Regions from separate parts of the Homo sapiens genome. Here region 2 is linked to region 1. A link is a contact called in ENCODE Hi-C or POLR2A ChIA-PET data. All regions are on one chromosome and are shown on one strand. The core of a region is the stretch at or near the end of the contact, and the rest is flanking DNA. Distances in the headings are between cores, read along the strand shown. Region 1 holds the start of IQCK-AS1 (IQCK antisense RNA 1). Region 2 overlaps IQCK (IQ motif containing K).

The links. Hi-C counts contacts between places; a loop is a spot of excess contacts on that map. ChIA-PET counts read pairs that join two places held with the same protein, here RNA polymerase II (POLR2A). Pooled maps may share reads with other maps.
Region 2: a loop to region 1 is called in a map of Right ventricle myocardium inferior, with 2.5 times the contacts of the local background. The contact joins the enhancer-like site here to the promoter of IQCK-AS1 in region 1. A Hi-C loop is called at or near these places in 12 of 168 maps with a recorded cell type or tissue (Calu3, IMR-90, Right ventricle myocardium inferior and 5 more), 4 of 37 single-sample maps with no recorded cell type and 10 of 50 pooled maps. POLR2A ChIA-PET finds 5 or more read pairs at or near these places in 2 of 52 experiments (H1 and activated CD4-positive, alpha-beta T cell).

Annotation. Positions count from the first base shown.
Region 1 is chr16:19,762,348-19,769,967 of GRCh38, forward strand. IQCK-AS1 (IQCK antisense RNA 1) reads right to left here and starts at 3,723. Exons shown (of 4, transcript NR_188663.1): 1 at 3,622-3,723; 2 at 408-661. IQCK (IQ motif containing K) reads left to right here. Exons shown (of 9, transcript NM_153208.3): 5 at 1,501-1,553; 6 at 1,688-1,765. RefSeq lists enhancers at 4,741-5,241, 5,242-5,742.
Region 2 is chr16:19,800,176-19,807,795 of GRCh38, forward strand. All of the region lies in intron 7 of IQCK (IQ motif containing K), which reads left to right. Among named protein-coding and RNA genes, the nearest start is that of IQCK-AS1, 38 kb to the left of the region's middle. Within about 2 kb of position 4,881, at least 19 of the 41 ENCODE cell types and tissues checked have a DNase peak (open chromatin) inside an H3K27ac peak, as active enhancers do; they include gastrocnemius medialis, heart right ventricle and psoas muscle, where a contact is called at or near this core.

The DNA of each region.
Region 1 (7,620 bases), core at 2,473-4,972:
GGATTTGAGTGGATTTGGGGTAAAGCAATATATACAGTTACTCAGAGAATCACAGTCTAAATTTAAATAACAAAATCCTGCAATTCCAAAAGCATGTAGTAAGCCTCGATATGAGCACTGTCTTTTATTACTACCTAATGTCAGAAAATGTGCTTATTGAAAGAGGACTAAAGAAATGTCTTTGGAATTCTTTGCCCAAGTTACTGTTTGTTGATGTTCTTATAAATCTCATAAAGGATTCACGCGTATTTCATCTAACACAAGCAATCAATTAACCTCCCTTCCTTTTTCCTACTCAGACATGGGCAAAGTAAGAATATACAGTTGACTCCTAAACAATACGGATGCCAAACCCCCGTGCAGTCAAAAATCCACTTATAACTTTGGCCGGGCACAGTGGCTCACACCTGTAATCCCAGCACTTTGGGAGGCCAAGGCAGGGCAGACTGCTTGAGCTTAGGAGTTCAAGACCAGCCTGGGCAACATGATGCAACCCCATCTCTACAAAAAATACAAAAATTAGCCAGGCGTGGTGGTGTGTGCCTGTAGTCTTGGGTACTGGGGAGGCCGAGGTGGAAGGATCACTTGAGCTCGGGAGGCAGAAGTTGCAGTGAGCTGAGATCACGCCACTGCAGTCCAGCCTGGATGAGAGAATGAGGCCCTGTCACAAAAAGAAAGAAAGAAAATCCTCTAAAACTTTTGACTCCCTCAAAACTTAACTACTAATAGCCTACTGTTGACTTAACAGTCACACAAATTTTGTATATGTATTATATACTCGAAACTTAACTACTAATACCCTACTACTAATAGCCTACTGTTGACTTACCAGTAACACAAATTTTGTATGTTTTATGTATTATATACTATAGTCTTATAAGTAAGGTAGCAAAAGAAAATTTATTAACAAAATTATAGAAAGAGAAAATATATTTACTAGTCATTAAATGGAAGTGGATCATCATAAAGGTCTTCCTCCTCATCTTCAGGTTTAGTAGGCTGAGAAGGAGGAGGAAGAGGAAGAATTGGTCCTGCTGTCTCAGAGGTGGCAGAGGTGGAAGGGGAGGCAGGAGAGGCAGGCACACTTGGTGTTAAGTTTCTTTTGTTTTTTTTGAGACACAGTCTCACCCTATTGCCCAGGCTGGAGTGCAGTGGTGAGGTCTCGGCTCACTGCAACCTCCACCTCCCAGGTTCAAGCAATTCTCCTGCCTCAGCCTCCTGAGTAGCTGGGACTACAGGTGCCCACCACCACGCCTGGCTAATTTTTGTATTTTTAGTAGGGATGGGGTTTCACTGTGTTGGCCAGACTGGTCTCGAACTCCTGACCTCAAGTGATCCACCCGCCTCGGTCTCCCAAAGTGCTGGGATTACAGGCGTGAGCCACCACACCCAGCCAGTGTTAAGCTTTATTGAAAAAAGTCATGTATAAGTAGACCTGTGCAGTTCAAATCCATAGTGTTTAAGGGTCAGTTGTAATTTAATTATCTCTTCTCTCTTCAGAGGAAAAGAACCAAATTCATTGCCTGTGATTTTCTGACTGAGTGGTTATACAAGTAAGTTGTTCGTGTCTGACTATTCAGTGATCCTAAGAATTCAGTCGTGTTAATTTGCAAGCAGAATAGCAACAACTGACTTGAATTCTTGCTTATTGTTTTCTTGTCAATCAAACATATGGCATCATGACCAGCCAAAATCCAAAGAGGGCAGGGGAGCCATTCACAGAATTTTTCTCCATTCCATTTGTGGAGGAGCGGCTAAAGCAACAGTGAGTATGACACAAGGCTTTGAATAATTTATTCCTAATTTAAGATTGTGTTAATAATACTTTTCTTCCATCTAAGAGAACAAACTGATGTGATCCATCCAGGACTCTGGGCCAGTCATATTTGTGACTCCTGTCTCTAGTTATTCTTAGCCTAGGCTAACCTTATCCTAATCAGGCCAGTAATTTCATTCAAGAAGCACTCCAGAAATAAAATAGAAAACTTAAAAAAAAAATTATTATCCTAAGTAATTTATCCCTCCATTCCCTTCATTTTTTTCCTGTCTCTCTGAATGTCATTATGTCTCAGGAAATATGACTAAGCTTTTCTAAATACTTAGAAAATACTAAAAAAGCTTAAATAATAAGTTACCTGCATCAATTCTCCATTTTTAATATAATAAAGAACATGACAGATAAAATTAAAACTATTTGACCATTCTAATATGGGTGTCCTCCCCACATTGAAGTAATCACTTCAGTCTACAGTGCAGCCTTCCAGACCTCTTAGTTATTTAGCTATATAAAATCAGTTTATGCTGCTCTGTCTATGGAGTAGCCATTATTTTATTCCTTTAATTTCTTTTTTTTTTTTTTTTGAGACGGAGTCTTGCTCTGTCACCCAGGCTGGAGTGCAGTGACGCGATCTTGGCTTACTGCAAGCTCCACCTCCCGGGTTCATGCCATTCTCTGTCTCAGCCTCCTGAGTAGCTGGGACTACAGGTGCCTGCCACCACACCTGGCTAATTTTTTTTTTTTTTTTGTATTTTTATTAGAGACGGGGTTTCACCGTGTTGGCCGGGATGGTCTCGATCTCCTGACCTCGTGATCCGCCCACCTCAGCCTCCCAAAGTGCTGGGATTACAGGCGTGAGCCACCGTGCCCGGCGGATCACGAGGTCAGGAGATCGAGACCATCCTGGCTAACACAGTGAAACCCCGTCTCTACTAAAAATACAAAAAATTAGCCAGGCATAGTGGCGGGCGCCTGTAGTCCCAGCAACTCGGGAGGCTGAGGCAGGAGAATGGCGTGAACCCTGGAGGCGGAGCTGGCAGTGAGCCCAGATGGCTCCACTGCACTCCAGCCTGGGCGACAGAGTGAGACTCCATCTCAAAAAAAAAAAAAAAAAAAAATCAGTTTATATCTGGCCGGGCATGGTGGCTTATGCCTGTAATCCCAATACTTTGGGAGGCCGAGGTGGGCAGATCACTTGAGGTCAGGAGTTCGAGACCAGCCTGGCCAACATGGCAAAACCCCGTCTCTACTAAAAATAAAAAAATTAGCTGGGCACGGTGGCACGTGCCTGTAATCCCAGCTACTCAGGAGGCTGAGGCAGGAGTATCGCTTGAACCCGGGTGGTAGAGGTTGCAGTGAGCCGAGATCGCACCACTGTACTCCAGCCTCGGGGACAGAGTGAGACTCTGTCTCAAAAAAAAAATTTAGACTCTCGGCTCTCAGTTGTCACATATTTTGCTTAAATCTTCCCTCTTTGAGAATACCAAGATGAATAGACCCTTGGCTGACTCTGGCAATTTTGAGAATTTTAAAAACCCCAGATATTAACCAGTTTTTTTTTAAATCTAAGATTACACATTGAAAGGAGAGAAACATAGGAAAACCTTGTTTCTTATTTAGCTTTCAAACCTGTGCCTGATTTTATCCGCTATGAAATGTATAGCCCAAAATTTATTGATTTACATATATTTTTCTAAGACAAGCTTCTTTGAGTATCATTCTCCAAGTTGCTGCTTTGCCTTGAAAAAAAATTTTCCATTTGTAATAACCAATGAAAAATAACCTTAAAAATAAGATAACTTCTCTAATAAGAATCCTCTTAGCTTTATTTATTATACAAATACCTTAATTTTAAATGGTGCTGATGTCCACAGGAAGCTCATGTAAATATACTGTGAAGGAGCAGTAGCGGTCATTTCAGCTGCACTCCACAGGAACAGAAACACAAGAGCTCTTGCTTTAACGGGCATTTATATTCTCTACATCCATGACCTTTCAAAGAGATGCCCAGATGCATGATAAAAATTAAAGTGATATTAATCTATTTGATGCAATGAATGTCTATCGAACACCTACCCAGTTCAACTGCACAGAGCTTGGTGCTGTGGAAAAAACAGAGATGAATAAAGTATGGCCCTGGCCCCTTGGGGTGGGGGGACATGTTTACAACTTGCTGTAGTTTCTGTAGTGAGTGTTGTAATTCAAATGTTAACAAAGCATTAAAGGGAAGTGGGGAAGCATGAGACCATCCACGTGCCCTTCCTGGTGGGCCTGGAGCCAGCCCAGCTGGGGCAGCGGCCAAGCTGGTTGGTGCCCAGATTTGGTCCAAGGCAAGAACTCAAATGCTGCATTCTTCTTGTCTCAAGTAGGAATAGTCAGAGAAGCAAGCAGGAACCAAAGTTCTTAAGGAGAACAAGGGTGGGAGCCGGGAAATATCCAATCCAGGTTGTCTCAACCTTGGCACTATTGACATTTAGGACTGGATAATTCTTTGCTGTAAGGAGCTGACCTGTGCATTGTAGGATGTTTTGCAGCATCTCTGGCCTCCACTCACTAGATGCCAGTAGCACCCTCCTACAGTTGTGACAATCAAGAATATCTCCAGACACTAGCGTATGTCCCCAAGGGGAATGAGGCAAAACTGCCTCTGGTTGAGAACCTCTGATTTAGTCCAGTAGTTTCAAAACTTTAAAGCAGCACTTTGGGAGGCCGAGGTGGGTAGGTCACTTGAGGTCAGGAGTTCGAGACTAGCCTGGCCAATGCAGTAAAACCCCATCTCCGCTAAAAATACAAAAATTTGCCAGGTGTGGTGGCACATGCCTGTAATCTCAGCTACTTGGGAGGCTGAGGCAGGAGAACTGCTTGAATCCAGGAGGCAGAGGTTGCAGTGAGCCAAGAAGGTGAAACGGGAAAAATTACCTTGTCCCCCTCGCAGGGCATGCAACAGGGGGATGTGGCTCGCTTTTTCAGTGCCCTGCTGCTCAAACCTCTAGGGGAGCATACAGGCAGGCAGGTTGTCGGGCTCCCACCCGATGGCGGTGTCTATAGGTGAATTTACAGCTGAAGCCCCAGTGGGCATATGTTACCAGGTGCTCTCTTAGTTTGCCATCTATAGGCGGTTTGTGTTAACCAGCTCAATTCACCCTCTACCTTGTTGCGAGGACAGAGGGATTTCTGTATCCCAGGTTCTTGCCTTTGTGTACCAGAGAAATCAGATCACACGTGGGCTTGGAGAATGAGTGCAAAGTTTTATTGAGTGGAAGTAGCTCTCAGCCGATGGAGGAGCCAGAAGGGCACCATGGTTTTTCCCATGGAGTTGGGCTGCTCAGCGGCCACAGCTTTCCTCCGACTAACTGCCCTGGCCAAACTCAGCCTCGTCCTGCCAGGTGCCTGTGCCTGCCGTGTGCTCTTCTGCTGGTGTGCTCCTCTCAACATCCTCTCCGTGAGCAGCTGCTTGTATCTTTTTCCGCTGAAGTGCTCCTCTCGACGTTTGGCTGCCTGGGTGTCTGCCCGCTAGGGTCTCGGGCTTTTATATGCCCAGGACGGGGGGTGTGGCAAGCCAGGGTGGTCTTGGGAAATGCAACATTTGGCAGGAAATGGCTGTTCTCATCTAGGTCCCTGGGGGTGAAGCCCTAGCCAGGGACCACGCCCTCCTCTACGGAGCACTTCCCCTACCCCCTTCTTCCCTTCCCAGCACTCCTGTATCAGTGGTACCACTGCACGCCAGCCTGGGTGACAGAGCGAGACTCCATCTCAATAAATAAATAAATAAACAAATAAATAAATAAAATAAAATCACCCAGGGAACTTTGGAAAATAGTGGTACCTAACTTCACCCAGAATGACTAAATCATAATCTTCAGGTATAGCCTGAACATTGTTTTTTTTTGCTTTTTTTTTTTTTTTTAAACTTCCTAGGTAATTCTAATATATAGCCAGGATTAAGAGCTTATCCATCCATAGGACAGAAAAAGTACTGCATCCAGGAACTAATAAATAATATAATTGAGCCATTGCTTCACTAAGAGCTTTGATACATGCCATCTCATTTAATCTTCACAACAACACTAGGATGTAGGTACTAAAGCTGGGAGCCCACAGCTGGGAAGTTGACCATGAAGTGAGATGGGTCTTGGACAAATAAGGTGATTATATGAGTATTATGGATGGACAGTTTGAGTACAGCTTAATGATACAGATTGGAGGAAGATAACTTTCGAGGGGGAGACTCTGTCAAGGCTTTTTAAAGGTAGTGAAATATAAACTACAGTAGTACTTCAGGCAGAATTAAGAGCCTGAGCTTTTGGGATAGATAAACCAGTATTCAAATCTCCACCACTGGCTGGGTGCAGTGGCTGACACCTGTAATCTCAGCACTTTGGGAGGCTGAGGCAGGCAGATCACCTGAAGTCAAGAGTTTGAGACTAGCCTGGCCAACATGGCAAAACCTGTCTCTACTAAAAATACAAAAATTAGCTGGGCATGGTGGTGTGCGTCTGTAATCCCAGCTACTCGGAAGGCTGAGGCAGGAGATTTGCTTGAACCCAGGAGGCAGAGGTTGCAGTGAGCCAAGTTCGCACCACTGCACTCCAGCCTGGGTGACAGAGTGAGACTCCATCTCAAAAAAACAAAAAACAAACAAACAAAAATATATCTCCACCACTTACTGATCCTATGATCTTGGGCAAGTGTTTATTTATCTATTACTGTGTAACAAATTGCCCCCAAATTTAGTGGCTTAAAGTCATAAATATTATCCTATAGTTTCTCTGGGTCAGGAATTTGGTAGCCGCTTAGCTGGGTGGTCGTGGTTCAGAGTCTCCCATGAGGTTGTAGTTAAGATGTCACAGGGGGTGCAGTCATCTGAGGGCCCAACTGGGGCTGGAGGTTCTGCTTTTAAGATGGTGCACAAACATGGTGCTGGTTGTTGTTTGGAGGCCTTAAGTTTTCCCCATCTGGGTCTTTCCATGGGCTGCTTGAGTATCCTCATGACATGGTGACTGGCCTCCTTCAGAGTGAAAGATTTGGGCACAAGAAGGAAGCATGGTACCTTTTATGACCTAGTCTTGGAAGTCAAATACCTCCATTTCCATCACATGCTATTAGAAGCAGGTCACCAAGTGCCACATTCGAGGTTTAATAATTAAGCTCTACCTTAGGGAGGGAGGAGTATCAAAGAATGTGTGGACATATTTATTTTAAAAGCATCACAGCATGTCTGTCTCTAAGCCTCCAGTTCCTTATTGGTAAATGTGGTTGTGAAGATACAGTGATACAGCTACAAATGGGATCGTGAACAAGCCCAACCTATAGTAACATGTGGCTTACTAAATGGTGAGTAGTGGTTTATTGCCATTGGTGGACATTGTGACATTCCAGGCCAAAGACCCAAAGATGGGAGAAGAGACAGGATTTGGTCCAGTCACAGGAAACCAGCATCGCTAGCTCCTGGAGTGTGTGAGGACATAGGGATGAGATGGAAGCTACGGCTAGAAGGCAGTTAGGGGGTGGATTATGGTTTTCAGTAAAAGAAAGAAGTTTGGGCATTATTCCATAAGCAAGAGATCATTCAAAGGCTTTTGAGCAGAGGTAAAATGGGATTAGGCTGTTTTGGAAAGATAATTCCTGAGACAGTGCAAAGGACATCTGAGATTGGGGAGAGCCTGGAGTTGGGGCTACTAGTTCCAAGCCTGTCTTTATAGCCGTAAGGTATTGAGTTAGGGCCATGTTAGTGGAAAAAGGGGGTTGTGGGATGGGTAGAATGGATGGATGACCCAGGATAAATTTAGGGGTAGAGAAGGGTTGTACCTGAAATGGTGAGATTTGCTCCTGGGTATGTGGGT
Region 2 (7,620 bases), core at 3,631-6,130, 39 kb after region 1:
GCATGTCTCGGGAGGGTGGAGTTGTGAGGACACCATGCTAGAGGGTATGAGAAGGGAGGACCAGTTTGTTCAGTTGTGTGGGCTGTGCGCTGCACAACTCGGGGATACCATTCAAAACCATATGTATTAGACATCTGAGGCTTGGAGAAGCTTGGGAAATAGTAGTTGAGTGGCCACTTGCTACATATTTTTAAATTCCGCTGGCCTACCCAGCTCCTAGCCTATGGTTTTTAAAACCCCTCTGCTAGCTGGAGGCTGGATGAGTCAATGGAGCGTGTATCGGTGATACCGTATAGAAGCACTACTGTCTTGATCAAGAATTTGCATTTTCTTCCTGAAATTATGCAGCATCTTAAACATGAATATTCAATAATATTTAATATTCAATAATAATAATTATAAAATAAATATTGGGAATTTAATCCATAGAGTATTATTTAAACACTAAAAATAATCAACATCAGTCATGGTAACAAGATGGAAATTGCCCATAGTATTACTAAGTGAAAAATGAATAAAATGCCACGTGCAGATTATTTTATGATTATGTAAAAAATAACTTTATATAGAAAATAGGCTACAAAGACATATGTAAAATATTGTGATTGTTCAGTGGCAGGATAAGGAGTGATGTTTTTATTCTCTCTGTTTTATATTTTTAAAATTATTTACAAAGAACATATATGGCTTTTACAAAGTAATAAAAACTTTACTTAGAAACCTATATTCCACCATGATAATGTTTTTTACTCTTTTCTTCTTTAGTTAAAATTTGACATACTTAGACTATTTTTTCTGAGCCTTTTTAGGAGTGTGTGTTTGTGTGTGTGTGTAAATATGCAAAAAAAATTTGAAACACTAGTATTTGGAAAGTGTTCTTTGTTTTATTTTAATCTGATTGTTAGTGTACTCTGTTCATTCTGAAATTCCAAAATCATCTTGTTTTGTATTTCATAGTCTTTCTAATAGTGTTTTTGGTTTTGGGTTTGGGCTGTGTGTGTGTGTGTCTATGTACACAATAAGTGCTTATGGTTAAATAATATTTTCACTAGCAGAGAAGTTTGAGGATTTTTGCCTATAGACCTCCTATTACAAGTCTTCACAGTCTTTCTCTCTCTCTCTCTCTCTTTTTTTTTTTTTTTTATGAGACAGGATCTCTGTCTCTGTCACTCAGGCTGGAGTGCAGTGGCGCAGTCACAGCTCACTGCAGCCTCCGCCTGCTGGGCTCAAGTGATCCTCCCACCTCAGCTTCCTGAGTAGCTGGGATGACAGGCACACTCCACCATGCCTGGCTAATTTTTGTATTTTTTGTAGAGATGGGGTTTCATCATGTTGCCCAGGCTGGTCTTGATCTCCTGGGCCCAAGTGATCCTCCCTTCTTGTCCTCCCAATGTGCTGGGATTCCAGACATGAGCCACTGCACCCAGCCTCTTCACAGTCTTAACTGACAAGGAATCATAGACCGCAAGTCATTTGGAGAACAGTTTGGCCTCACAGAGAAAGCCTTCCACGCTACACGTGTTATACTTCACTGGAGAATATGCACTGAATCAGCGGACAGTCTAAAAGGCAGGGCATTCAGAAGACTCAGTTAAAAGTGGTGGGTGTTCAGGTGTGTTTTGATTTGATTTAACTTTATTTTTTATTCTGAAAAACCACTCCTTTCTATTTAGAGAAGATCTGGCCTACATAGTTAGATAGAAAATAGATGATGAAAACAGCTCAGGATAAAAACCAAACACGTATGGAAAGGACCTTTAAACAATACAAATAAAAGGTTTTGTAGTTCCTCCCATATTTTTCTACAAAAAGCGGAAATTACAACTTAAGGCTCAGCACTGAGAGGGAGAGAGGTTTCTCCAAGTCGGGCAGCTGGCTGGGCTATTAAGCACGACAGGTTTTATTTTTTCTGAAAGGTCACTTGAAGTTCTCATTACTGGCCTTAACTTTCTTGTCTTCAATGTTGTGGCTGAAGACAAAGACTTATTTTTTTTTTCCAGGTAAAACATGCCCTATGGCAATTTGTTAATAATGTGGGCTCTAGCAGCAGACAGACCTGTTTGAATCCCAACGTGTCAGGTTATTAACCCATTTATGCCTGAGATTGTAATTTTTTGAATTTTTGCAACCAGACTTTGGTGACGACTTTGAGCAGTAGGATATAAATAACTCCCACGTGCTTAGCGTTCCAATAATGGAACACTAGGCATAAATGGGTTTTAATAACCATGGGCAGATTATGTAACTTCTGAGCCACAGTTTTCTGTTTGTAAAATGGGAGTAATAATTCCTGCCTATGAAGATCGAATCAGATGCTTCAGTCCACATAAGGAACATGGCACAGTGCCAAGGACATAGTAAATCCACAAGAAATATTGGCTGTTGTTGTTATTGTTGTTGCAGCTGTTGGCTCTATTTTCCTGAATAGGGGTTCTTTTTAAAAAGCCAACTAATGCCCTCCTTTAAGTTCTTCAAAGGCACAAAGCAGGCTCCCATCTCACCTTGGAAATCACTGATTTGTTTTCTGCTCCTATACTTTTGCCTTTTCCAGCATGTTACATAAATGGAGTCATACATCATGTAGCCTTCGAGTCTGGCTTCCTTCACTTGGCTCCATGCGTTTGCTGTTGTCCCACGTGTTTGGGTGTGTGCGTAGTCCCTTCCTTTTTATTGCTGAACAGTATTCCACTGTAGAACCCAGCAAGAGGAGAAACATGAAGGAAGGGGTTCTTAACTCTGCTGAGGAATAAACACATACGACTTTTACGTAAGACTCGTTTATTTGAACCTATGGATTGTGATGGTCTCGAGCTTCACTGTTCATCAAAGCCATCCACTGACAGATTTTGTTTTTAATTTCTGATACCTGGGGTCTTATTCCCCTGAGATTCTTGTTCAACTGGTCACAGTGAGAACAAGAGATAGGTTTGCTATTGTTGGCTTTTTTGTTTTGTTTTGTTTTGTTTGTTTGTTTTTTTGTTTTTTGAGACAGAGTCTCACTCTGTCACCCAGGCTGGAGTGCAGTGGAATGATTTCAGCTCACTGCAACCTCCACCTCCCAGGTTCAAGCAATTCTCCTGCCTCAGCCTCCGGAGTAGCTGGGATTACAGGCGCACGCCACTGCACCCGGCTAATTTTTGCATTTTTAGTAAAGACAGGGTCTCACCATGTTGGCCAAGCTGGTCTCAAACTCCTGCCCTCAAGTGATACGCCCACCTCAGCCTCCCGAGGTGCTGGAATTGCAGGTGTGAGCCACAGCATCCAGCCAGAGATGGGTATTGTTTAATAGCTCCCAGGTGACTCTAACATGCAGCCAGGATTGAGACCCACTGATGTATTGGAATTGACTTTGCTACCTACCAGTTTTATGATTCAGGAGAAATCACTGAATGATAAATCACAACTTTTTTTCTTTTTAGATGAAGAATAATAATAGCTGCCCAGTCTAGCTCACCAAGTTATCATGGAATTAAAATGTTTTATTTTTTATTTTCAGAGACAAGGTCTTAGTTTGCTGTACAGGCTGAAGTGCAGTGGTGCAATCATAGCTCACTACGGACTTGAACTCATGAGTTCAAACGATTCTCCCAGTTCAGCCTCCCAAGTAGATAGGGCTACAGTTGTACACCACCACAAACAGCTAATTTTTTTTGTAGAGATGGGGGTCTCACTATGTTGCCCAAGCTAGTCTCGAACTCCTGGCCTTAAGTGATTCTCTCACCTTGGCCCCCCAAAGTGCTGGGATGACAAATGTGGGCCACCGTGCCCAGTCTCTAAATGTAACAACACAGGAGATAGTGTTCTGTAAACTGTAGATGCAGAAATGAATGGTGTCAGTATGGAGGTGATTATATATCAGTGACTTTCCTATTTGAAAAGTACTGGAGGTTCTTTGCCAGGTGCGGCGGCTCACGCCTGTAATCCCAGCACTTTGGGAAGCCGAGGCAGGTGGATCACGAGATCAGGAGTTCCAGACCAGCTTGGCCAATATGGTGAAACCCTGTCTCTACTAAAAATACAAAAAAAAAATTAGCTGGGCATGGTAGTGGATGCCTGTACTTGGGAGGCTGAGGCAGGAGAATCACTTGAACCTGGGAGACAGAGGTTGCAGTGAGTTGAGATCACACCACTGCACTCCAGCCTGGGTGACAGAGGGAGACTTCATCTCAAAAAAAAAATAAAATAAAAAAGTACTTGAGGTTCTATTTCCTAAACAGAGGTAAAAGGTTTGTTGTGTGTATGTGTGTGTGTGGTGGTTTTTTTTGTTGTTGTTGTATTTTGAGACAGGGTCTCACTTTGTCACCTAGGCTGGAGTGCAGTGGTGCAATCTCACCCTACTGCAACCTCCACCTCCCAGGCTCAAACAGCCCTCCCAGTTCAGCCTCCCAAGTAGCTGGGACCACAGCTGTGAGCTACTACACCAGCTGATTTTTGTATTTTTTTAGAGACGAGTCTTGCCATGTTGCCTGGTCTGAAACTCCTGAGCTCAAGCGATCCACTCCCTCCGCCTCCCAAAGTGTTGGGATTACAGGTGTGAGCCACTGCACCTGGCCAGTATTTGTATTTAAAGAAAAACACAATACCAGTGTGGCTGATGGGCTGGCATTTAGCCAAACATTTCTCATTCACAATACTTTCAACCCAGGGTGAGCCCTGAGATGGCAGGACCAAAGAAACCTTTAGGAGTTGGTCTTGATTTGTATTATATTTCATCGTAAAGTTCCAACAATCGTTGTTTAAGCGCCAGATTCTTTTTTCCTTCTGCTTTCTCTTGAGTATGTGGCTTCCCCACATTGTTGGTCTGCTTTCCCCAGCTTCCTCTTCCTCCTTTCCAGAGAGGGGCGTCTCCTGCTGCAGCTGTTCCAGGAAGGGGGGTGGGGGTGCATTTCCTCCCTTTGTGTGAGCTCATTAGCCCTGTCTCTGGCTTTCCTCCGGGGACAGCCAGCCAACCAGGTGAGCCAGTGTCATTTAAAGGAGCACTTCCGTTCTCAGGCAGGGGTTGGTTGTCGTTTCTGGCTGACTTCAGATATGGCCCAGGTGAAGAGAGATGGCATCTGGCACAGAGAATGGCCAGCAGCTTGGTGTATGAGTCACATTTTCCTGGTAAATAGTATGCTGCCTAGATCTCCTGTGCAAGACAATTATTTTTTGATCCTTTGCAATTTGGGGTCTGATTTGAAGGCAATATAGCATCATAGTTAAGCAAGCAGGTGCTACAATGAGATGGATTCATTTGCTAATATTCACTCACTAGTAATTATTGAGTGCTTACAATGTGGCAGGCAGGCATTGTTCTGGATGCTAGGCAACCTGCAGGGAAGGAGACAAAGTCCCTGCCCTCATGGAGCTTGCATTCTTTCAGGAGACTGTAAACAGATACAAATAAATGCATAGTAACATAATGTCAAAGAGTGTGTCAGTTAGCTATTGTCACAATAATGCTGCATAACAAATCACCCCCAAACTCCAAAACTCAGCAGCTCACAATATACATTTACATCTTATAACCACACCATGGGTTCTTCCTGTGTGCTGTACAAACAAAAGCAATTCATAGAAACCAGGCATTGCAGTAAAGAAAGAGTTTAATTGACACGAGGCCAGCCATGCCACATGGGAGACAGAGTTATTACTCAAATCAATATCCCCAAAGGCTCGGAGGCTAGAGGTTTTTCAAAGATAGTTTGGTGGGGTGGGGGGGCTAGGGAATGGGTGCTGCTGATTGGTTGGGGATGAACTCATAGGGGTGTGGAAAGCAGTCCTCATGTGCTGAGTCTACTTCTGGGTGGGGAGCCACAGGACTGGTTGAGTCACAGCACAGGTCTGGGTGAGGCCATCCGGTAGTCAGAAATGCAAAAGCCTGAAAAGACATCTCGGCTACTATTTTAGATGGTGAATTTGGTCAAGGAAGGCCTCTCTGAGAAGGTGTTATTTGATCTGAGACCTGAATGAAGTTCATTCTAGGCAGAAGGAAAAGCACATGCAAAGGCCTGCAGGAGCAGGAGGGTGCTGGATGTATTGAGGACCAGCAAGAGAGTCAGTGTGTAAGTGAGCTGGAGCTGGGCATGGTGGTAGAGGCTAATGGAGGCTAAAGTGAGGGGATGGCTTGAGCCCAGGAGGTTGAGGCTACAGTGAGCTATGATTGCACCACTATACTCCAGCCTGGGTGACAGAGCGAGACTCTCTGTCTAAAAAATACATTATATATATATTAGAAAATAAAAGTGAGGCCAGGCTCAGTGGCTCACACCTGTAATTTCAGCACTTTGGGAGGCTGAGGCGGGCAAATCACTTGAGTACAGGAGTTTGAGACTAGCCTGGGCAACATGGTGAAATGAACTCACTACAAAAAATACAAAAAAAAAATAGCTGAGTGTGGTGGCACACACCTGTAGTCCTAGCTACTTGGGAACCCGAGGTGGAGGATGGCTTGAGCCCGGGAGGCAGAGCTTGCAGTGAGCTGAGATCATGCCACTGCATTCCAGCCTGGGTGACAGAGCAAGACCCTGTCTCAAACCACTCCCCACCCCCCCACCCCCCAAAAAAAGAAAAAATAAAGCAGTGAGCTAGAGGTGAATGGGAGAGGAGATGAGGAAGCAGTCAGGGGACAGATCTTGTAGAATCAAAGGTGAGCTTTCATTTGGATGCTGGAACTTTGGATTTTATTCTGACTGATAAGAAATGATGGGCAGAAGAATGACATGATCTGAGTTTTCATCAGGAAACTGTAGTCAGCATCCACAGTGACTCCCCAATAACCCCCACCCCCTGGGATTCCCATTACTGGGGAGTCTCTTCCCACATTGTATCAGGGTTAATATGTGTGGCAGTAGAATATGGCAGAAATAATGGTGTGCCACATCCAAGATTAGGTTATTAAAGACACAGCAGTCTTGTGCTCACTTGTTCTCTCCCTCTGGGATCATTCCCTCTGGAGGATGCCAGCTGGTCTTGATCATCCCTATGGGGGCACCTACATGGCAAGAAACTGAGGCCTCTAGCCAACAGCCATGGGAGGGAGCCATTGTGGAAGTGGATCCTCCAGCCCAGTCAAGCCTTCAGATGATTGCAGGCCCAGCTGACATCCTAACTGCAGCCTCAACCCTAAGCCAGAATGCCCCAGCTAAGCTGCTCCTATGTTCCTAATCTTCAGAAATTGTGTTGTTTCTTAAACCTGCCACGCCTGGGGGATGTTTGTTATGCAGCAATGGAGACCAATACAATAACTCAGGCTGCTGCAGAGAGAACAGATTGTAAGAGGATAAAAGTAGAAGCAGGAAAACTTGTAATATTTGTTTGCATCCTTGCTACTCAAATTATGGTCCAAGAACCAGTGCTATTATCATCATCAACTGGCATCTGGTTGGCATGCAGAATCTCAGGCCCCATCCAGACCTCCTGAATCAAAATCTGCATCTTTACATGGTTCCCAGGAGAGTCTTTGCATGCTGAAGTTTGAGAAGCAGCCCTATGGGTGACAGCCTAGTAGGGTGCCATGATCTGGGTTTTAATCCTGGCTTGCCAACAATGTGACCTTCAGTACATCACTTAATTTTCCTAAGCCTCAGTTTCCTTTCTTGTAAAATGGGGATAATAATATTGCTGCTGTCACAGGGTCAT